Linked DNA regions of Mus musculus: regions 1 and 2 are each linked to region 3. Evidence: chromatin loops called from intact Hi-C (ENCODE). Cell type or tissue: gastrocnemius. All regions are shown on one strand. Region 1 overlaps Asf1b (anti-silencing function 1B histone chaperone). Region 2 overlaps Tbc1d9 (TBC1 domain family, member 9). Region 3 has its middle 8.2 kb from the start of Scoc.

Region 1 (8,000 bases), 510 kb before region 3:
GGAGGCCCAGGCTTTTAACAGGAGTGCAACTGAGGGAAAGGCTGAAGTCCACATTGGGGTCCTGGTTTTCTATGGCTTCCAGACTGTCTGGATTGTTGTCCCAGTTGATATGGAATCGGGTCACCCGGGGGTTAGAGGCCAAGATGTTCCGCTGTAGCTGTAGTAAGAAGAAGAATGTCAGCCCTTGTCACCTAAGTGTTCATTATTCCCTCAAACCTCCACTTTGAGCCTGAAAGCAGACTCAAGCACCCCTGTTGCTCAGATGTAGAACCCTAGAGATACTTGAACACTCTGGGTAGGAATAGGGCCTTCTCATCCTGGGTTTGCTTAGCTTTGTTCATTTGGTTTTGGGTTGTTTTGAGAGAGGGTCTCAACTATGTAGCCATGGTTGGCCTATAACTATATAGATGAGGAGGGCCTTAAACACATGAGATCTGCCTATATCACCCCAAGTGCTTTAACCCCCGCCCCCAAGTACTGGGGTTAGAGATATGTATTACCATGCCTGGCTTATTTGATTTAAAAAAAAAAAACAAAAAAACTTTGTATATGGGTGTTTGGCTGTAAATATGTCTATGTCACATATGTGTGCCTGGTGCCTTTGGAGGCCAGAAGAGGGCATAGATCCCCTAAAACTGGAGTAAAAGTTGGTTATGTGCCACCATGTGGGTGCTGGGAATTGAACCTGGGTTCTCTGGAAGAGCACTGAGCCATCTCTCCAGCCCATTCGCTCGCTCTTTCTTTCTTTTTTTAATATTTTTATTTTTATTGTATGAATGTTTTCCTATTGAGATGTCTGTTTGTCACGTATATACCAGATCCCTGTGGAAGTCAGAAGAAGGCATAGATTCCCCTGGAATTGAAATTGCAGGTGGCTGTGAGCTACCAATGTGGATGCTAAGAATCAAATCCAGGTTCTCTGCAAGAGTAGCCAGTGCTCCTAACCATTGAGCATTTCTCAGGTGCTCCCCAAGCCTCACACACCTGGAAACAGGGTCTTGCTATGTAACCTAGGTTGGGCTGGAACTCATTATGTAGATGATGCTGGCCTCTAACTTTCAGGGCTGGGGTACTGAGATCAGTATGCTCCATTGGTCCTAGCTGTAGCCCTCATTCTGTTAGGCATGCCTCCAGAAGAAAAGACTTACTATATTCTAGCTCTAGCTTAGCACTGCAGAGACAGCATGACCTGTTAACCTTGACTGACCTTGGCTCCCATCTCCCCTCAACTGTAAGGGAACTGGCCTGTCTAAAGCACAAAGTGCAGAGACAGGCCCCACCTGAGAGAAGTCTGGCTTTGGGGGTGGGTTCTCTCGAAGCTCTGGGTCTGGGTACTCATTGTTGACATAGTAGCCCACACGGATGAACTCTTGTCCATGGTAGGTGCAGGTGATGAGAACCACAGTCACACCCACGGCGTCCGTCTCAGGAATGAGGGATGGGTTTGGGGCATCAGCCTAGGGAGACATAGTCTGCGCTTTAGCACTGCCAATCATGCCCAAATGTCATTAACACAAAGACTACCAACAAAGCGGGGCTAGACAAACTGATTATACAGATGACTATAAAGAGATTGTGAATTTGATTTAGCAGCATGCTTGCCCAGCATGCACAGCCCTGTCTTCCATCCTTAGTTCCTAGTAATAATAACAACAATAAGAAATTCACAACTGTTTGAACTTGATTAGGAGACACAGGTGTTCAGGTGGACTACAGTGTACAAGGTGACTGACGATGAGATGAAGATGGTCAGGTGACCTGCTGGGTCAATTAAGGGCTTGGGAAAGAGTGGTGCTTAGCAGGAGGTAAGGTCTGAAAAGACTGGCAGCATATGGAGGGCTGCAGCAGAAGTAAGGAGACCAGGTAGGAATCAGCCTGGAGGGGCAGTAGCCTAAACCTAGCAGCAGAGAAGAGTCACAGATCAGGGTATTTGGTTTTGGATGGAATAGCTATGTCAGTACAATAAGAAACCAATACAAATGAAAACACAGACCCTTAACCAAAACCACCACACAGCTGAGTATCATCAATGGGGCCCTGTTAAATGACCAAGCTGTATGCTCTGGAAGTAGGCCTTGGCTGTGAACACTGGGCACAGTGGGCTTGACAGGTAGGATTGTGTGAGGGCAGGTAGCTTGGAATAGGGACACAGTGGGAAGGAGGTGATGGATGGTGACTTTGGACATAGCACTACTTGGAAGTCACAGCCTATCTTTATATTCACTGGTTCTGAGTTTACAAATCTGGCAACTTGATACATCTAGAAACTTCAAAATCGGCAACTATAGTACTTTCATAGTTGCTTACAGACATGTACAGAACAAGGAAAAACCCTTTGCTCAGGTTCCAACATGGGGCCAAACTAGGGGCTACTTGGCCTTCTTGCTTTAGCTTTCAGTACAGAGCACAAGGACCCTTTTGGTTTCTTATGGTGAGCTTGGGTTCCTGTTTGTCAGGGTGTGAACAGTTTTGCTATACATTCCAGCTACCACAATATTTGTCTCTCTCCTGACCTAGAAACATAAAGCTAAGAAACCATGAAACCCCCTGGAACGTTCCCTTTCTTTGCTACACTGCCAACAATCCTAGGGCAGAATATAAGCACTTAAGTTTTATATTCACCACCATCTTTACTACACATTCTTATAATCGTTCGTTAAGACAGGATCTCACTGTACAGCCTTGGCTGGCCTCAAACTCAGAGATTTGCCTGCCTCTGCCTCCTGAATGCTCACATTAAAAGTATACCACAACCTGTCTAGTTGTTTGTTTGTTTGTTTCTTTCTTTCTCTCTATCTCTCTCTCTCTTTCTTTCCTTCCTTCTTTCTTTCTTTTCTTTCTTTCTTTTTTTTTTTTTTTTTTTTTCTGTCTGTATAGCCCTGGCTGTCCTGGAACTCACTCTGTAGACCAGGCTGGCCTCGAACTCAGAAATCTGCTTGGCTCTGCCTCCCAAGTGCTGGGATTAAAGGCATGCGCCACCACTGCCCAGTTCTAATTGTTTTTTAACAGCATCTGGTTGTATACTCTAGGCTAGCCTTGAAGTTGAAGCAATCTTTCTACCTTAGCCTTCCATGTACTGAGACTACAAACAAGTACCACTAAACTCAGCTACCACCTTTAATAGAAACTGAGTATTTGATTCATTATGCATACAAATGTTAACTCACTGATGCCAAATGATTTATTGAAATGTCTTAAAAATCAATGAGTAGCTGGGCAGAGGTGGCGTACGCCTATAATCCCAGTACTTGGGAGGCAGAGGCAGGCGGATTTCTGAGTTCAAGGCCAGCCTGGTCTACAGAGTGAGCTCCAGGATAGCCAGGGCTATACAGAGAAACCCTGTCTCGAAAAACCAAAATCAATGAGTAAAGATTTATATCATACAGCAAATAACAAAATAAATAAGATCCCAAAATGAAGTGCTATCTGGGTAAAAGCAACTTATGGAGAAAATCTGTGCTGGGAAAATCTTTGTTCAGATATGGGCTAGTGCTTCTGGCTAAGTTCCTGAGTCAACCCTTATTAGTAAGGTATTTGAGAGAAGGTCTTACTGCATAGCTTAAGTTGGATCCAAACTATGTGTACTGGGTTATAAGTATATACTGCTGTGCCCAGCCCTGGCTGATAAACAAGTAACAAGGACTCTTGATCCTTATTCTTCCTTGAGGGGAATAGTTCAATATTCATGAACTATGTTTATGGGTTTTATACAACTCCTGTGAACAGATCACAAATTAGTGGTCCAGTGGTCACTAAGAACTGTGACCCAGAGGTCCCCACTTCTGGGGAGGGGAAGGACATCTGATGAGACTGGGTGAGTTCAGAGTGGTGGTCCTTTAAAAGATAGCTTCAATCAGACAGCTCCTGGCAGTCAACTGAGACATGTGGCTCAGGCAGGCCTTGAACTTGTGGTCTTCCTGCTTCTACATCCTAAGTAGCTGGGATTACAGTAGTTTTGTCACCAGTCCAAGTTTAAGGATTTGAACTTAAACTTGACTGCCAAAACCAGTGTGCTTTCAGGTAAAAGAGGAAGGTTCTAGGCTTAGGTGTGGCTCAGTAGTGAATGTCTAGTATGTCAGGCCCTGATTCCATCTCCAGCCTGAAACATTTCTGGAAATCAAGAGCTAAAGCAAAACTTACTTACCTGAAAGACGAACATATGCCTTCCTGCAGGGACAGGGCCCACCAGCACTGAATCTAGGATCTGATCAAACTCCTCACTCTCAGCTGAGCCCACATAAATGATCTTCCACTCCAGGTCTGCAAGAACATGGGGGATAAGGGAACTGAGGTCTTAAATAGCTGGAGAGCAAGGCAAGGGTCTTCTTGTCAGCATTAGGCAAATCTGAATATACTAGAAGGTCCTATGAACTGGTGTGTTTGCTGGGCTGTCGGTTCTGGCACCACAGTCCTGATTAAGAGCAAATATGAAGATCTATTTTAATGGAGACATTTCTCCTGTGGGCCTAACTTGGCCAAGTGACCTTGACTCTGGCCCTCCCGGGAAAATTAGGCCTCTCAGTAGCCGAGAGGAACCATATAGTAGAGGCTGACTTGAGTCCTGTGACATCAGCTTGTGAGGGAACAGCAGGGAGTTGGGCTACCTTGGTCTCTGGGTAGGAAGTGCCATCTCATTCTCTTTCACAGAGGATTGGTGCCACCTAGTAGAGCAAATCCCTCGATAACTGGGGCAGGGTGGCAGATTCCAATCCAGCAGGAGAGCCAGGTGGCAGGAGGGGAAAGGCAAAGCTGTGGGGGGGGGGGGGAACCAACTTGTCCCAAAGTTGTCCACATCTGGCACCAACTCATGCCTACTTGTGCACATTGTGGGACAGAGGCTCTGCCAGCAAATGTTGTATGACAAGGCATACCTCCAAAACCTGACAATGTACTCCATCACTAAGGGACTCAGTCCTGGAGTATACCCATAAGAGATCAAAGAAAAAGTACCTGGAGACCCTTCCTATTAATCTCAGAAGAGCCCTGGTACTCATAGCCTCTTGTAGAGGGGCCAAGTGTTACCAGGAGCAAGGTCATGCTAGTACAGAGACGCTTGGCACCAGACCCAGAACTTATTTTAGGCTCTTTGAAATTACACAACCCCTAGCTCCAGCAGCTGGGAAAAGTTGCACAAGCTGAAATTTTCACAGAGAGCTCTTGGAAGCTGCCTGGCTCTTGGTCCAGTGTGGTACGGGCATCCAACACTGGAAGCACACAGATATCAGATCATACTATGGAGTTTGTCACCTGATCCATAAAGCTTTCCTTTATACGTCACGTCCACTCTCTTGTTCCTTCACAATCCCACCTACATCTTTCTAGGTAACCCCATGCCCATGGTTCATCAGGTTCAAACTCCAGCCTTAGTACTTTGGGGAAATTATTTAGTTATTTCATTTTTAAAGTTTATTTTCTTATGTGCCTTTCCTTTTATTTTATGTGTGTGGGTGTTTGCTTGCATGTGGGTCTATGTGCCCTTTGGTGCCTGTACCCACAGAGGCCAGAAGATGGTGTTGGGTCTGCTGGAACTACAGGTACTGTAGGGGGTTGGTCTAGTGCTGCTTGTATTCAAATGCTAAATTCTGTACCCAAGATCTGGTTACTCCATGATGAGCATATCTTCATGTATACCAGCCTTTGTTGTGTAAACCTTGCTCCACATGTTATCCCCGACTGGTTAATAAAGATGCCTACAGTATGTAGCTGTGCAGAAGAGAGGAAGGAGGGCCTCAGGTACTGGGCTTGGGGTCTCAGACAGGGAACATGGTGAGAGAGAAGGAAGAAGTTACCATGAGATAGGTGGATTGTAAGTGCATGACCTATTGGAGTAAGAGTGGCCAGGCAGAACATGGCAAGTTCTCAGTTATTGACAGGGAAGTAGACAAAATAACATAAAAGGTTGATATCTGCCCAGCTCTAAAATTTTTAAGCTTATTATAAAGGTAAAGGTTATTGTTTTTCATTTGAAAACTATATAGTCCAAGTGGGATAGAAATCCCCAGAATAATATTTACCACAACATTTTGGCAAACCAACATGGGGTGAGAACTTACTTATAATCCAAATTGAAATTTCAAATTTCCTGGATGAAAGGTATGTTGTCCCATTAAGATAGAAGTAGTTAATCACTATGTGGGATGGGAGCTAACCCTGGGTTCCCTAGAAGAGCAATCAGTGCTCTAACTGTGGAACAATCTTTCTAGCTGTCCCTAGCTATTTATTTCTTAGGAGTGCTGGTGATGGAACTTAAGGTATGTACATGCCAAAAAAAGTGCTATGCATCTGAGCCATGCTCCCAGACCCATAAATTTAGTTTTATAAAAAGTGACACTCTAGAATCAATGATTCTGGAAGGACAGAAAAGTATGCGACCCTTGCTTGGCCTCACTTTCTAAGATGGCTCTGTCAAGCTCTACTTTCTTCAGGCCCCTTCCCCATACTCCATGGTGCCACATATTCATACACTTAATTAATGTGTTGGAGGGAAGACTAGGCAAAAAAAGAGCTTGACACAGAAGAGTCCCTTGTGTCCCCAAGGCACCTAACATTGCTTAGTTTAGGTCAATACTGTTGGTAAAATCTATTAAAAGGAAGACTGTAGTGTACGCTGGAAGCATCTTCTTGACATGGGCCAGAAACAGACCCAAGAATTCACAAAAGACCACATAAATACTGACTGGCTACAGTCAGAGCTGATCAAATCTTCTACAGGGCCCATAAACTGCAGTCATTTAAAATTTGATGATTTTTTTCATATTTTCTTCCTTCAAAAGATAGATTGCACTGGTATATGCCTTTAATCTCAATATGTGAGACACAGCTTTAAAAAAAAAGACAGAGTTGGGTTTTAGAATTGGCTCTGAGGATTAAGGCACTTGCCACAAAATATAAAGACTCAGCACAATCATTCTCCAGAAAACACATGATGGAAGGAGAGAACTGACTCCAGCAGGTTGTCCTCTAACCTCTGCGAGCACTCGCACATACATACACATATGTAAAAACAAAGGAACAAATGACAGTCTTCCTATGTAGTGTAGGCTAGTCCAGAACTTATAACATATCTGCAAGCCTTCCAAGTATTGGAATTACAAGAGTGCACCCATGTGTGTCTCTCATTCAATCTGGAGCTTACTTTGTCAGCTAGTCTGGTAGACAGTGAACCCTTGGGATCCCCTTCATACTCCCTGGCTTCTACTTGAGTGCTGAACAGTCAAACTCAGGTCCTTCCTGAACCATTTCCTCATACTGGGGTGCAGTGTTTTGAATAGAGAGAAACTAAAAATTTCATTTCAGAATATACTCAGTGTTTAGCATCTGTAGGTTATATAACTATAAACTCAACCAACCAGATAGAAAATATTAGAAAAACAATCTGGGACTGGAGGGATAGCCCAGAGGTGGGATATTCATCTAGCATTCATGATGCCAGGGTTCCATCCCCAGCACCACACATAAAAATAAATTTGTACTGAACATGAATATGTACAACTTTCTTGTTGTTTATTCTCATATCATGTAGACCTGGCTAGCCTATACCTCAGAGATCCACCTCTTGAGTGCTGGAATTAAATGCATTTCATGTATTCTTTAAACAGCATACAACATCTATTTCCATAGTACTGACACTAAGACGAAGTCATGTAGAGCTGGGGAGATGGCTCAGTAATTACAGTGCTTTCTATATAAGCATGTAAAAAGAGCACAGTGGCTCACCTAAAACTCCAGCCTTGGAAGGTGGATGCAGGGGATCACTATAATGAAGTGGCTAGTGAGCCTAGCCATACCACCAAGACCTGGGTTTAAGACACCTGTCTCAATGGATAAAGCAAAAAGAGCATTCTGAAGACGATTCCTGACATCAACCCAAGAACTCCCTCATACACAACTTGTCTGTCCCATCCCTCCACCTAAAAATGGAAAGTCACTTGTAGATGATTAGTTTACGGGAAGGGGCTGGTTGTTGTGGTACACACCTGTAACTCTAGCACTATGGAGAT
Region 2 (8,000 bases), 190 kb after region 3:
TCTAGCCTTCATTTTAATTTATTCTGCCTTTATAAGGTTTAATTAAAAGAGTCGTGCTTCTCTCCTTAAACTCTGAGCTGCTCCTGGAATCAGAAACATTTTCTGGAAGTATTTACTAAAGTCTCTAACTGAAGATGAGCCAGTTCAGGAAGAGGGAAGAGAGGCCTTGGAATCCTGGTGGAAAGGGACGATATGATTATCCCCGTGGGTTCTTATCTATAGCCTGCATCTATGCTAACATTGAACCAATGCCTCTTGGGACTGTTCTAGAAGAAATGTCTTCTGCATGGGGAAAAAAGGGGAAGCTTTTGGCTGGATAATCTCATTTACACCCTGGGTCTGACCGATGTGAACCACATGCAGCTCTCTCAGCTGGCTCTGACAGCAGGTACTTATTGCTGCCTAAGAAGTGGAGTCTCAGCAAGCTGCTGAGCTTCTGTCCCTTCTGTGTGATGGTTTGAATATGCTTCACTCAGGAAGTGGCACTATTAGGAGGTGTGGCCTTGTTGGAGGAAGTATGTCACTGTAGGGGTGGGCAATGAGACCCTCCTCCTAACCACATGGAAGCCAGTCTTCTAGCAGCCTTCAGGTGAAGATGTAGAACTCTCAGCATCTCCTGAACTATGTCTGCCTGGACCCTGCCATGTTCCTGCCTTGATGATAATGGACTGAACCTCTGAACCTGCAAGCCAGCCCCAATTAAATGCTGTCCTTATAGGAGTTGCCTTGGTCATGGTGTCTGTTCACAGCAGTAAAACCCTAAGCAGGCCATCAGTGGGTAGGCAGATAACCTGTGACCTGAAATGTTGCTGTCACCTCATAAGGCCTGCTCTGAATGTTAACTTCCAGTATGATGGTGCCATTGGCTTTTGAGTAGGTCAGGACAGTGCTGCCATGGAAATTGGAGTCCTTACTGAAGGAACTCACGGGTGGCTGCTTGCTCTTCCACCATGCATCAGTACATGGAGAGAACTGTTCACCACAGAAATGGAATGTGATGTTCTCTTGATCTTGGGCCAGTCATGCTCTAGAACTATGGGAAATTTATTTCTTTTGTGTAAAAATTATTCGGACTAAAAAGCATTTTGTTAGAATAGCTAAAATGGACTGAGACCAGTGATAATTTTTCTCACTCAGTGTGACAGTTACAGCACAAACTATGCCTACGGGCTGTCAGAATTCAAACCTGAAGTTTGTAACTTGTGCCTTAGGGCAAATAAATACATACATAGAAACCACTGCATTAGAGCCTGACATGAAAAATACTGTACAATTGTTCAGTGCCATCATTAGTCCGAAGGGCTGTTTGCATTGTGTATGCATACTTCAAACTCCTCCAGACAAGCCTACCCTAAGTATGTGCACAAGGCTTCACATAACTGTGAGGACAGAATTAACCTAAGAAGACTTTTTCCAAGCAACACACTTCCGGCTTCCTCTGACCTTCTAGACATTTTACCTATAGAGAAAGAGTGCTGTCTGGAGCCATCACTGACTCTAAACCTAGTCTTGCATCATTGCCTGGATATATCACTTCAAGCATAGGATGCAAGCACAACTGGCTACTACTGATGACTGCCAGTGTAATCAGACCTAGAATCACCTAGGCAGATTCTAGACTACGTTCACTGTGGTGGGAAGGCACATCCTAGATATGAGCGCTACCATAACATGGCTTGGGGTCCCAGACTGAACGGAGCTGAGCCTGAGAGCTCCAGCACTGATGTCCCTGCTCTTGACTGCATCCAGTGACCAGGCAGACACTTCATATGCACGCTGCTGATGCTTCCCCGCTGAAATGGACTGTGCCCTCAAACTGTGAGCCAAAAGAAACACTTCCAGCTTAAGCTGCTTAAGTTGTAGGTCATCTTGTTACAGGGATGAGAAAAGGGATGGATGCACAAGATAACAGACAGGCACAATTCCCTCAGAAAAATTCATCCTGACGTCCAGGCACAAGGCTTGCTACACTTCTGACTTCACATCGAGTGGGCCAAGCTCTCTTACCACGCAACAGTTTCTCCATCCCATTATAAATGGAATAAAGGTCCAATCACAGCAGAGAAGTGAGCAAAGCTGGTAGATAGCCAGCATCCTGTACCCTGCTGGTCAGGTGTCTGGTGTGCATGTGTGCGCATATGTGTGCGTGTCCTAGCCAGACGCAGTCCTTGTGAGAGTGTGCACATATCCCACTTATAGACAGTCCTTTAGCCAGGAAACAGACAGCAAAGACTTCCATTTATGCTATGGTTTTCCAGTCTTTAATTAAAATAGATTTGATGTTACTTAGAAATATTATGAAACCATATATTACAAAGGCTTACCTATATGTGATTATTCTATATAGGGTATCTCTTAATTTTTATATTGTTTTGTAAAACAATCCAATCCACCATCTAGCTATTCCTTTTTCCCTGGGAAACCTGTCAGGGTTGACAGGATATGTTAGCATTTTACTGCCATATGCATTCTCTATTCATGTATTTTTTTTAAAAAGCCTACATATTAGTTATTTATGTCTATGGTGTGTGTGTGCATGTGTGTGTGTGTGTGTGTGTGTGTGTGTGTGTGTGTGTGTGTGTGTGTGTGTGTGTATTTGCCACAGTCCTGTGTGAAGGAGGTCAGAGAACACTCTGTGAGAGTTGGCCCTCCCTCTCCACCAGGAAGGTACGGGAACTCAGATCAGACTTGGAAGCAGGCACCTTCACCAGATGAATCTTCTTACAAGCGCCCTGATAACATGTTCTGAACTCATATCAACATCTGTCTCATGGTCGGGCGTGGTGGCGCACGCCTTTAATCCCAGCACTCGGGAGACAGAGGCAGGTGGATTTCTGAGTTCGAGGCCAGCCTGGTCTACAAAGTGAGTTCCAGGACAGCCAGGGCTACACAGAGAAACCCTATCTCAAAACAAACAAACAAACAAACTAACTAACTAAACAACCCACAAAAAAAAACCCCATCTGTCTCATGTGTCAAGTGGGCTGTAGATTACCCATTAATACAGCTATTAACCAGACACAATCTTACAACTAGCATGCAAACCTTGTATGCATTCTTCCTTCCTCTAGACTCAGTGTGGGGACCCTGAGTGCTATCGAGGGGAACCCCAGGTGACACCCCCATTGTCCCCACCCAGCTCATACAAGAATATCGCATCCTTACTCAGCCCAGAGACGAACTCTCGGAAGTTAATCAAGGAGTCTCCATTCTCATCTAACAGCTGGAACAGGCGGGAGGCCAGCACATCGGAGTGTGTGCCACACGCCCAGGGAAAGAGCAGCACGAACATGCCCTTGAACTGCTCAAAGTCGATGCGGTACTGCTCCAGGTAAGGCAGGCTGGGGTCGTGTCGGTCCAGGGCATTGCTGCTCCCACCCCAGTAGCAGCTGGTCAGATGCTCAGCCTGAAAAATGTTGCAAAGTGGTTACTGTCACTCATACAGCCCCAGACCACTGCTGTTACCCTAGGCACAGTGTCCAATCTGCCTGTGTGTGGGCCTCCTACTATACACAGGAGCACCTAGCTTGTGAAACTGTAAGTCTAGAAGATACCATGGTGAGAACGAAGAGCTAGGCTCAGCAGTGGTTTCCTGATGCGGTGGATAGAAATCAGTGTTTCATCAGAAGAGTGCAGGAGCTTGACTTGTGTATCGAGTCAATACACATCTGGCCTCCCTACCAGGGGAGAGAGGAAAAATGACACTGGCGCCCTCTAGTGGTGAAGATGTAGGAGGGCGCATTAGGGAGACCCTTCAGGTCTATGCTCAGTTCCTGTAAGAGCTGTCTACAGGATGTCCATGCTTTCTTCTATGTTTGTTCCTAGATCATCTTTTCACCTGCTCAAAAGAACCACACTGAGATCTGCTGGTGGCTTTTGTTTCTGAGTCATGGTGTCACTCAATCCAGGCTGGCATCACCCTTGAACTGATGTTCCTGCCTCCAACTCCCAAGTACTGTGTTAACTGCCACACTCCAACCCGTGACATTGACCAGAGAAGACAAAAAACTTCTGTAGAAGAATCACATTTAAAACTTATTAGGTTATATTTTTCTTATTAAGGATCCTTATTGATCCTTATTAAGGATCAATACCAATAGTGGCTCAACGAACAAATGGAAACCACAGGAATTTAAGCTCATGATGCCCTTCGCTAGGCGTGTAGACAGTTTTTGTTAGGGTTTGGCTATGAGCCATCCCCACAACAATGCTATATGCTGTTAACTTGGTCCCTGAAGGATGGATCCCATCACTGAGATGTGACTGAGTCACAATTGCCTGGTCTTCCTTCATGAGTGGATTAATCATTTGCTGGCTTTATCGGGGCATGACGGAAACTTCTGGATGTGGAGCCTGGTTGGAGGAAGTGGGTCATATTCTAGAGGACTCTCTCTTGTCTTGGACCTCTCTTAGTGTTTTTCTGTTCCTTGGCTGCCATGCTGTGAAGATTTTCTCCTCCTTTTCCGTGATGTTCTGCATCACCACAGCACTAACAGAACTGGCCACCACCGCCAGGGGACTTGGGAAACAGTGAACTCTAACCACGTCTCCTACATACCATGCTGCTGCTTCTAGCTATACATTTTTTAAAGGGTGATTAGGAGCTTAGTAGGTATAGAAATTTCAGGCAGAATTTGAACTTTGATCACCACTGGTCTATGGAGTTTTAGAACTCAAGATCCCATGTCCTAAGGTCCAAGAAAACTAACTGTACCAGATGGTGAGGAAGAGAGCTAAAATGTCCACTTAAATTAATGCTGAGAGCCAATTTACTCTTCCTACTTAGCAGGACAGCTTTGTTCTCCCGGCTCTGTCTTCCTTCTCATGTATATTGGCGACCCAGGGAAGCCCCAAATCACCGAACAGAAAGATCAAGGACTCACTGAGCGATTACGGCTTCTTTTCATCATATTAAGTTCTTTTCATCCCTCTGAATTTACTTTGAAACTCACCTTGAAAAGAGCGTACAGTTCTTCCAGCTCATCGATGGTGAAGGACGTCTCCGTCACAATGGTCCGTACCTGTAAGGGAGCGCGCAGACTCAAAACATGGCACACCAAGAAAGCCTCTAGGTTCTTTCTCAAATTCTGCCAAGCTGGAGCGGGGGTTGGGGGGGTGGGGGGGGCGGCAGCAGGAGGGTGAGCTGGGAGGGGCAAAGTGAGGTATTCCCCGCCCCTGCCCCGCCCCCGTCCCACCGCCCATCCCTCCCCGCTGCCCTTCACGGGGCTTACCACATTGCGTTTGGTGGTGTCCTCCAGGGTCTGGATCACTTTCAGCCTCTGCTTGAATCGCATCTGCTCAATCAAATCGGCCCGGATAGTTCCAAATTTCTAGAAAGGAGGAATTTTGGTGTTTCTGAAAAAAATGTGCTCAAGCACGCAGGGTCACATGCACAGACTGGTGGAAACACCTGCGGTACAGGACGAACGACTCTGTGACAGTGATGAGAAAGCCATTTAGGGACTGTAAATCAATAATGTAGAGATTGTCCTATACCCAGTGACAGAACTAAATTTCAAAGTCACACGTGTCTTCTTCGAGTGAAAGCCCCTCAAGAAGAAAGCTTGGATCTGAGGCTTGTGGTTAATCACTTACGGGCATGGGGAGCTCTAAGGCTCAGAGAGGAGGAGGTAGGGAGGAACACTTGCCGATCTCCATGCTCCTTTATCCACACGGGCATTGTGTGAGCTGGCTATCTCTCCAAACTCTAACACCTAGCACTGCCTGATGTCTTCCTAACTCAGACAAGAAACCAAATCTTAATATTTATTTCTCCTAAACAGCCCAATTCAGGAGTTGGTAGGAATTGCCACTCCCTAATGACGAGAAGATTCACTCCCACTAAGTCTGCCAAGTTATCGTTTCCTTCTAGCTAAGTCAGTTAAGTCAGTTAGGAGAGAAAAGTTCCCAGGGTGGGGACATCTTCTGATCTGAACAGCAGCTCAGGGAGAGACTGCTCTACAGTGACCACCAGCAAAGGGCTTGCCAGTCAGGGTTGGGGACCCGAGTTCTAATCCCCAGAAGCCATACCAAATCCCTGCCACCCAAAAACCAATAATACCATTACTGGGAAGATGGGAGACTGGGATTTATGGGGCTTTCTGGAATGGCAGCCAAATTGTGCGGCTCTGTGTTTAGTAAAGAAGAACCTGTCTCACAAAAGGCAGGGAACAATTGATGAAAAAAGCCATTGTACAGAAGGCACAACATTTGTGCTTTCTAATGTATTGTTTAAGACCCAAAGTTTAGGAAATAAGAGGCCATAGAGTAAACAGGTACTGAACCTCAGGACCCAACAAACTGCCAGCTCTAAGGGGCCCTTAGAGTTGTCTTAGGGTCCTTCTGCCCCAGGAGCTCCTGACTCCTAGTCTGGAATGCAGCAGCAGTTTGGGCTGATTTGAGAGTATCAGGACTAGAAAGCATCTTCCTTCATCCAGGTGGGGCAGCCATGCAGGAACCCTATGACTGTGGGCTACTCCGCCCTAGTGGTCTGCATGTGTATGGATGGCCTTTGTCCACGCCTGTGACCACGATGACACCCATCAGAGAAGGCTTACGGGAGGAGTGGTTAATTTTGGCCTATGGTTTCAGAGGATGCGTTATGGGGTAAGGACACAGTGGAATATGGCAGCTCACATCATGGTGATCAGAGGACAGGAAAGGGTGGAAATTGAGGGCAGGGACAGAGCTCCCTGGGAGATGCCCCACTGATCTATTTCCTCCTATGAGGCTCTGCCTCTTACCCCCTACCACCCCCAGTCACTCCATCACACTGTAAAACCATCCATTCATTAGCCCCAAGCCCTCATGGGCCACCTGTCTCTGGAATGCCCTCAGGCACATCCACCCGTGCCCTTTTACTAATATTGTAGGTGTTTCTGATGACAGGCTTTGGGCTCCGCCCAGCCAATCTAGCTACTGAGCAAGTTCCAGGTCAGGGGGAGAGCCTGTCTCAAAAACAAAGGCAGCTGGCTCCTGAGGAAGGACATGAGATTGCTCTACAGTTCCCACATACACAAACACACATGTACTCGAAAGACACCCCCAACCCCACAGTAGCCATGAGGGGGGACAAATGTAGCAGCACAGGACTTCTAAGGCCTCAAGAGGCTGACATATAGGATTGACTTCACTTCCGTACAAGGAAAGGCAGCGCAAAAGCTCCTCCATTTTGAATTCTTGCTAAGGCCACTGTAGGCTTGACCAGAGCTATGACCCCTTGATGGAGAATCCCGTGGAAAATTACCCAGCTCTATTCAAGATCCTAAGATCAAGATGCCCCAGGTAACTTTTCTAGCTTGTCTTAGCCTGTTTTGTACAGACCCCCCTGCAGCTAGCTGCTTATCTTAGCTGCTTCTGCTGAAACTGCCAAAAATCAGGATGTGGTTTTTGCCTTTAAAATCCCAACGTTCTGGACACTTGGGGTCACATCTGGCTCCCTGAATACCTGGGTGTGGTTCCTGATGGCTGGAGTAAAGATTTTTAATTGGCTATGAACTGCGCAGTGATCTATAGTGGGAAAACTGGAACACTTCAAGGACAGGCCAAGATATAAAACAAGACTTTTTCTCAGTAAAACGAAAAATAAATTAAAAATAAATAAATAATTGTTATATCCGCAACTGTCTACTCCAGGTGTTCTCATTGCTTAGTGTAAGAACAGGCAATGAATTATTTGTGACGATTTCCTGGGACTGCGCCTCTGTTCACCAAGTGCTGAATCTGACACGCTTCTAGATCAGGTGTCAGAAGGCCAGAGCTTGTTACACCATTTACAACACAAGTTAAGGCTCATGAGAAATCCCAATATACACTCAGCAGCCTTCTCTGAGACCAAAGCTTTTATCTTCAGGTAGTCACCTGCCTCAGACAACCAATGTAAAGAGGGGACAGGATTTCTGTCCGTCTCCAAACTCCTGTTGAAACTGAATGCCCAGGTGTTGCAGGGTTGATGGGAAAGGCCTTATCTACAGGTCTTAGAAGGACTGCCTCCTGTGGAC
Region 3 (8,000 bases):
TCCTTTGGAGGAGCCCAGAACATCATGTGTGGATCCCAGACATTGGAACAAGAAGTTTGAAGTTGAAGTTGCCTTGGAGATCCCAGGATGTTAGAGATGCTATGACAATGGGCTATCTGCTGAGGAAATCTACTAACAGAGAGTGGAACCAGCCAGAGAGAAAGAATTGAATTGCAGTCAACAAATCAGAAAGGAGTTGCAGATCTGAAGAGTGCTTTGACATCAGACATGGAGATGCTGAGTTTGGAGTTTGCCCATCTGTTTTTTGGTCTTGGTTTGGTCCAGTATTTCCTCATTATGACATTTTGGAATGGTAATGTGTATACTGTGATAATGAAGTCACATGACCTGCTTTTTTGATTTTGATTTTGTAGGGAATTACAGTTAAGTGATTGGATGAGACTTTGAACTTTGGACTTTTAACATTGTTGAGACTGCTATAGACTATGGGGACTTTTGAAGTTGGAATGATCACTGAATAATGCTGCTTACAAGGGCTGTAGCTGAGGTCCTTGGGATCGAATCCTGGTTCAGCTAGCTGTGGCAGCTAGCAATGGGAAGCTACTCCACTCCTCCATACCAGCCCCTCCTCCAGCTCACAACAACACTGCTGGAGCCTGTCAATCAGAGCCCCACACATGGCCTTTTCAGGACAAAGGTCTCTGGGAAGTCCTATTATTCTCAGTAATGAGTTTTCCTCAGAGCAAGTCACATTCCAAGGGAGGAAGCAATTCAAACCTGTTCAGATTCAAAGTGGGAAGGAACATGAGCAATAATTCTTGGGAGTATTCCAAACAATTCACTGTCCATTTATTCAGTCAGTTGGTCTTCTGGGCATGCAGAAAAGACTGTGAACAACCTTCCAAATTCAGAATACACTCAGCTGTTTCAAAGACCCCCCACTTTGAGGTCTCAGCTAGTGTGATGTCATGTGCAGGCCCCAGATGTGCAAGCCCTAGATGTGCAGGCCTTGGTGCAGATCCACAGGCACACACGGCCCCTCCTGTTCAGTTCTGAAGAATACCAGTTGGTCTACCAGAGGATGTGTGAGTTAGAGAAACAGATTTGGCTTCATTCACACATACAACTGTGCCACTGGGCAAGGATGGTGGCAATGTGCCTGCTCGGAGTAGAGGAGTAAATCAGGTCGTTTCTCTTACATCAACTGGAAAGAATGATTGGATCCTTAAGAGTTTCAGTCTCAAGGCTTTTCCCCACTTTCTCCTCTATAAGTTTCAGTGTCTCTGGTTTTATGTGAAGTTCCTTGATCCACTTAGATTTGACCTTAGTACAAGGAGATAAGTATGGATCGATTCGCATTCTTCTACACGATAACAACCAGTTGTGCCAGCACCAATTGTTGAAAATGCTGTCTTTCTTCCACTGGATGGTTTTAGCTCCCTTGTCGAAGATCAAGTGACCATAGGTGTGTGGGTTCATTTCTGGGTCTTCAATTCTATTCCATTGGTCTACTTGTCTGTCTCTATACCAGTACCATGCAGTTTTTATCACAATTGCTCTGTAGTAAAGCTTTAGGTCTGGCATGGTGATTCCGCCAGAAGTTCTTTTATCCTTGAGAAGACTTTTTGCTATCCTAGGTTTTTTGTTATTCCAGACAAGGCACAGGGGAAAAATTCCTGAACAGATCAGCAATGGCTTGTGCTGTAAGATCGAGAATTGACAAATGGGACCTAATGAAACTCCAAAGTTTCTGCAAGGCAAAAGACACTGTCAATAAGACAAAAGGACCACCAACAGATTGGGAAAGGATCTTTACCTATCCTAAATCAGATAGGGGACTAATATCCAACATATATAAAGAACTCAAGAAGGTGGACTTCAGAAAATCAAATAACCCCATTAAAAAATGGGGCTCAGAACTGAACAAAGAATTCTCACCTGAGGAATACCGAATGGCAGAGAAGCACCTGAAAAAATGTTCAACATCCTTAATCATCAGGGAAATGCAAATCAAAACAACCCTGAGATTCCACCTCACACCAGTCAGAATGGCTAAGATCAAAAATTCAGGTGACAGCAGATGCTGGCGTGGATGTGGAGAAAGAGGAACACTCCTCCATTGTTGGTGGGAGTGCAGGCTTGTACAACCACTCTGGAAATCAGTCTGGCGGTTCCTCAGAAAATTGGACATAGTACTACCGGAGGATCCAGCAATACCTCTCCTGGGCATATATCCAGAAGATGCCCCAACTGGTAAGAAGGACACATGCTCCACTATGATCATAGCAGCCTTATTTATAATAGCCAGAAGCTGGAAAGAACCTAGATGCCCCTCAACAGAGGAATGGATACAGAAAATGTGGTACATTTACACAATGGAGTACTACTCAGCTATTAAAAAGAATGAATTTATGAAATTCCTAGCCAAATGGATGGACCTGGAGGGCATCATCCTGAGTGAGGTAACACATTCACAAGGAAACTCACACAATATGTACTCACTGATAAGTGGATATTAGCCCCAAACCTAGGATACCCAAGATATAAGATATAATTTGCTAAACACATGAAACTCAAGAAGAATGAAGACTGAAGTGTGGACACTATGCCCCTCCTTAGATTTGGGAACAAAACACCCATGGAAGGAGTTACAGAGACAAAGTTTGGAGCTGAGATGAAAGGATGGACCATGTAGAGACTGCCATATCCAGGGATCCACCCCATAATCAGCATCCAAACGCTGACACCATTGCATACACTAGCAAGATTTTATTGAAAGGACCCAGATGTAGCTGTCTCTTGTGAGACTATGCCGGGGCCTAGCAAACACAGAAGTGGATGCTCACAGTCAGCTAATGGATGGATCATAGGGCTCCCAATGGAGGAGCTAGAGAAAGTAGCCAAGGAGCTAAAGGGATCTGCAACCCTATAGGTGGAACAACATTATGAACTAACCAGTACCCCGGAGCTCTTGACTCTAGCTGCATATATATCAAAAGATGGCCTAGTCGGCCATCACTGGAAAGAGAGGCCCATTGGACTTGCAAACTTTATATGCCCCAGTACAGGGGAACACCAGGGCCAAAAAGGGGGAGTGGGTGGGCAGGGGAGTGGGGGTGGGTGGATATGGGGGACTTTTGGTATAGCATTGGAAATGTAAATGAGCTAAATACCTAATAAAAAATGAAAAAAAATAGACAGTGTACTTTTTATATACCATTATTCTACAATGAAACCATAACTTCCATTTAACTGTGATTCTTGTCCAATGATACCATTTTCAAAATAAAAGGAAGAAAACAGTTTCATAGTTTCAAAAAAAAAAAAAAGAGTTTCAGTCTCAATCCTGCAGAGAGTCGGGGGGACTTTATTCTTCTGATCTCATTTTCTACACAGGATGGAAAACAACAACAAAAACCCCAAAACCTCTCAAATCTTTTTGACAACTCACCGGCTAAAATGTTCTATCAGAAATTTAAAAAAATCATGCCTTTTGAGTAGAGAAACACAAATCTCCCTGTGCCGACAAGGTCATTTAACAAGCAGAAAATGTCACATAACGTATGAATAAATTATGAAGCATAAAGTTCTGCGTATGAAGAAATGTTTTTGAATTAGTTTTACCACTAGAGGTCAGTAGTGTGCCATCCCCAACATGGAGACCTTAGGGCTCTTTCTTTTATTGAGGTTACTTCCCCCTAACCCCTAGCTGTCCTTGCATGCTCTATGAAGTTGGACAGCCACCACCTCTGGAGCTCTCTGCCCCTCTGCCAGGTGCAGTGAGAAGCAGTGGGATTTTTTTTTTTTTTTTTTGATAGAAAGCAGTTTGAACTCTCAGGGGAAAAGACAGTGTGGCAACCCAGTGCTGTCCCTTCATGCCAAGCACCCATGCTTCTCTCAACTCAGAAAAATGAAGACCCCAGGGCGGAATACCCATCCAGACAGAGTTTCAAGACTGCATTTAGGTGCTGGGCAGTGGAGCTCCATTTGTAGACAGAACACAGGAATATAAGAAATCAGATGCAGGGATTTCTGTTCAGCTCCAGTTGCTATGCATGCAGGCCAGAACACTTCCCTTCTGTTTATCCTGTTTTCCCTGAGGACATAAAAGGGAAAACCTGAATTCTGTTTCTGTAGTCTGAAGTGGCACAGCAAAGGTAAATGTGCTTTGTTTAAGACAGAGACTTGAGGTGCAGTCGGCCCATGTAGTCCAGGCTGGTCACGAATCTGTAGCTCTCCTGACACTGCCTCCCAAGTGCTGGGATTATAACATGTGTCTGCCTGAGCCTAGGGCTGTCATTTCCCTAATACAGCACTAAGGGGACATGATAGGCCTTTTACACCAAATCTAAAGGAGAACCACAAATATATTTGCATGAAATGTTAAACTGCTGATTGGACTGTGATCTATGAGAGCTGTTAGCAAATATCTAGTAACATTTATTTTGGCATAAAGCTCTTGGGATGGAAAAGACATTGTACCAATGATCCAGGCAGATGTCTCGTCTGTGGATGAGAGAGACGTGTACTATGTTCCCTCCCACTGAGAGCTGCTTGTTTGTGATCCACTCACACTGTCACAAGGAAAACCCAGGTTCATGACTCTTGTTGGGAATGAGTCTGAGGCATACTGGATTCTGTGCTCAACTTCAGGAATTCTTCCCCCCCCCTCCCCCCCCCCCCCATAGCTTAAGTTCTCTTAAGACTTAAACTTGTTCCTGCTGGATTTTAGACCAGCCTTGGCCCCCTAGTGGCAAGGCTTTTCAGAACTTTCTGCCTTTGCCAGGACAAGCAGAGGGTGGTTTGGGCCTATTTCCCTGTGGTTAGAAATGATCAGTTTAGCCAATTGTTTAAAACAAATCACATGTAGGTTTTTGTTCACACCCCCATATGTGCATGCGTTTCTGTGTTGGTGCACATATCCCTGTTCTAGTGTGCTTGTGGAGGCCACAGGGCAACCTTAAGGGGCCCACTCTATCTAGTGTTTGTGAGACAGTCTCTACCCAGCCTGGGTCTAACAATCTCTTCCCCAACAAGGGAATTAAAAGTGCTCACTACCACACATGGGGTTGTCTCCACAAGTCATAGGAACTGAACTCGAGTCCTCATGCTAGCTCGGTAAATTACCAACTGCCCTCACCCCAGCCAAGGCTCTTACTTGGAAGTGTGGAGAAGTTAGATTAAATGGTGTAAAAGAAAGGCCAGGAAGGAGTAAGCTACAAAAGGCCACCTGACTCATGCCACAGGCATTCCTAAAGTGCCATCACTCCTGCTGATGCGTGCCCAGCCTCTGGCTAGTGGACTTCTCCTTTTTAAACTTAAAGAACCCTCCCGGGCTGAGACATTTGGAGAAATTTCCCTAGGGCTATATAATGGAGGGGTGGGGACAGGAATTTGCCACAGAGCTGAAGTCAAGTCAGGTAGAAGGTTCCTGAGAGAGGTGCTACCATGGACTCTAGGGGCCATGGACCCTGGGGGTCACTGTATTTTTGTGGGCATATCAAGAGTATGAAGCCCTTTCTCAGACTTCAATGGACAGTGTTTCCAGAGTAACTGTTCAATGCCTGGGCCAGCCCTGGGCCAAGAAAAGCTTGCTACACTTTCTGGAGAAGCAATAGATCTCCAAGATCAAGGTTCTGGCCCTGTATCACAACACACTACATATGGAGGCCGGCTGCAGCCTCCCGACACCCAGAGACGTGGACGGGGAACCCAGAATGAAGTTCATGCAGGGGTGTAAGGAGGGTCGAGTCTCTCGCCCAGGCCTCTCAGCAGCCGTAAAACAAGATGCCCATCAGCTCACAAGTGGTTTAAGATCCCAGACTTTGACAGAAGCTGAGGGAACTCCAAAAACTGACCTCTTTTATCTCACAGGGTTACTGAGAGTCTATCTCAGCTCGTAGATTACAATGAGACTTAGGACAATTTGAAGAAAATCTTTTTAGCAACCCAGCATTTTAGAGCTTTGCTACCTAGTGGGACCATTTTGTTGTAAAATTATAACCCTGGTTTCTCTGTGCTCTTCAAAGCAACACTTCATACATATTCTGGCACACGGGTGTGCATGCAGATAGAGCACTCAGATACATAAAATAAATAGAATCTTTTTAAAAAGTTAAAAAAGATTTTCCAGTATAATTCTGATAAAGATTTCTCTATCTTCTAAAAACTGATAATCTAAGCTTTCATTTTAGACCATGTCCATTTGAATTAACATTGTGTTTGTGTGCGTGTGTGTGTATGTGTGTGTGTGTGTGTGTGTATGCTGTGAGGTACAAGTTCAGGCTTACCTCCCAATATTGATATCTAGTTGTTGAAGCATTATTGTTGAAGATAAGCCTCTCTCCATGAGATTGCTTTGATACCACTGTGAGAATCAGTTAGCTATATGAATCAATGCGTGCACTTCTTCCTGGCCCTATTCGGTTTTGTTTCTGTATGGACATCTTTATACCAACACCATTATTGATTTCATTAAATTAGGTTAAAAATAAGTGTTGAGATAATGTAGGGTGTGCCCTCTCTTCCTTTGAGGAACGATTCTGTCTACACTGGGTCCTTTGTACCTTATGGACTTGTAGAACTTACAGCTTTAGACCGTAAGTTTCCTTGCCATGGGTAGGAATCCCAGTGATTCAGTCTGTCTCGCTGCAGGATTTTCTGAGCATCTGTTAAGGCCTTTTGTGTCCACTCTGATCTTCCATGTTTACTCTTAGCTCAGTGGTTCTCATTCTTCCTAATGCTATGACCCTTTAACACAGCTCCTCATGTTGTGCTGACCCCCAACCATAAATTTATTTTTGTTGCTACTTCATAATTGTACCTTTGCTATTGTTGTGAATTGTAAATATCTATGTTTTTCTGTTGCGGAAAATATTTAAAAAATGGAACTGGCATGTTCCCACTTTTGTGCCTCTGCCCTGGCAGCCTGGCCAGCCTTGCACTGGCAGGCAATGGCTGACCTGTTTTTATTTCGTGGAGACTCTTGGTTCAGAGCTCCAAAATCTCTTTATCCAGCTTGCTAAGTTCCCACTGGTGGGTCACTACCACATCAACCCTGTGCTTCAAGTCCCTCATGGTCTTTGTGGTGCACATCTGGTAAACCCACACTTTGCCACCATACCTTTCTCTCTTGAACCCAGACAAGCTGCCGCCTGAAGGAAAACACAATACAAACTTAGTTCAGAAACGATGGTAACTCAATCGTTGGGCACAGCAACTAAAATCCTAATCTGGTAAACCTTATTAAATCTAAATCCTCCAGTGGCGAATCCTTACGGATCCATCATTGAAACTGGGAGACACTCGTAGCTACATCTTGTCCTCATGCTATCCTGTGAGGCACAAGAGCGGGAACAAGTTGGTTCTATTTTTAAAATATTTTCTGCAACAGGTGGCACCCAACGTGTTGGGCAAGAATCCACTAGAAATTTAAGATCATTAACTCAAGAGTTAGGGTTTTATTTCTTCTTCTTCTTCTTCTTCTTCTTCTTCTTCTTCTTCTTCTTCTTCTTCTTCTTCTTCTTCTTCTTCTTCTTCTTCTTTTTTAAAGTGAGTAGCTGGGTAGTGCTGAGATGAGTCACGTGGATTCAATCACAGCAGATTGAAACATAAAATGCAGGCTCTGAGGTCCCCTGTTGTGGGGACTGAAGGCTGCTCTGAGTCAGAGAGCTGTAGAATGGAAGTTGCCTATTTCTTGGGGCAGAGATTGATTTAACTATGAATTTATAAAATTGGGATTATTTGCTTTTAGGATAGACTTATATACAGACTTGTCCGAATCACCTGGGGGATTTTGCCTGCAGTTCAGAACCAGGATAGGGAAAACTAGCCACTGACTTCAAGTAGAGAGGGCAGTGAACAGGTATTAATAAAACAAATGTCTGTGGCTCCTGGCAGAGAGCCGATGGTATAACAAGTTGGCTGCTCTAGGCAGAGAGATGGTATAAAATTGCTTTATTTGCCTCGCAGGATACTCACATTCTGTCTAACGTTGGCTCCACAGGAATACTGGGTTTTATATCCTCTTGGCAACATAG

Evidence for each region. A loop is a pair of places that touch in the nucleus more often than their neighbours do. Peaks named below come from ENCODE experiments on the same cell type or tissue, not always from the same donor. Only the 100,000 strongest peaks of a DNase experiment are listed, where the experiment ranks them.
Region 1: a loop joins it to region 3, with 5 times the contacts of the local background. A loop is called at or near these places in 2 of 42 quality-filtered maps.
Region 2: a loop joins it to region 3, with 3 times the contacts of the local background. A loop is called at or near these places in 9 of 42 quality-filtered maps.

The regions. Positions count from the first base shown.
Region 1 is chr8:83,961,291-83,969,290 of GRCm38, reverse strand. Asf1b (anti-silencing function 1B histone chaperone) reads right to left here. Exons shown (of 4, transcript NM_024184.2): 2 at 4,145-4,260; 3 at 1,281-1,457; 4 at 1-157. Among named protein-coding and RNA genes, the nearest start is that of Prkaca, 7.7 kb to the left of the region's middle. In gastrocnemius, no CTCF peak of the experiment used is centred here; no DNase peak of the experiment used is centred here; H3K27ac peaks cover 2,597 bases.
Region 2 is chr8:83,256,325-83,264,324 of GRCm38, reverse strand. It overlaps Tbc1d9 (TBC1 domain family, member 9), which reads right to left. Exons shown (of 21, transcript NM_001111304.1): 14 at 5,232-5,330; 15 at 4,953-5,021; 16 at 3,166-3,406. Among named protein-coding and RNA genes, the nearest start is that of Ucp1, 30 kb to the left of the region's middle. In gastrocnemius, no CTCF peak of the experiment used is centred here; a DNase peak (open chromatin) is centred at 3,690.
Region 3 is chr8:83,446,889-83,454,888 of GRCm38, reverse strand. It overlaps a transcript of Scoc not described here. Among named protein-coding and RNA genes, the nearest start is that of Scoc, 8.2 kb to the right of the region's middle. In gastrocnemius, CTCF peaks have their summits at 3,581 (motif pointing right) and 4,717 (motif pointing left); DNase peaks (open chromatin) are centred at 1,051, 3,770 and 4,708.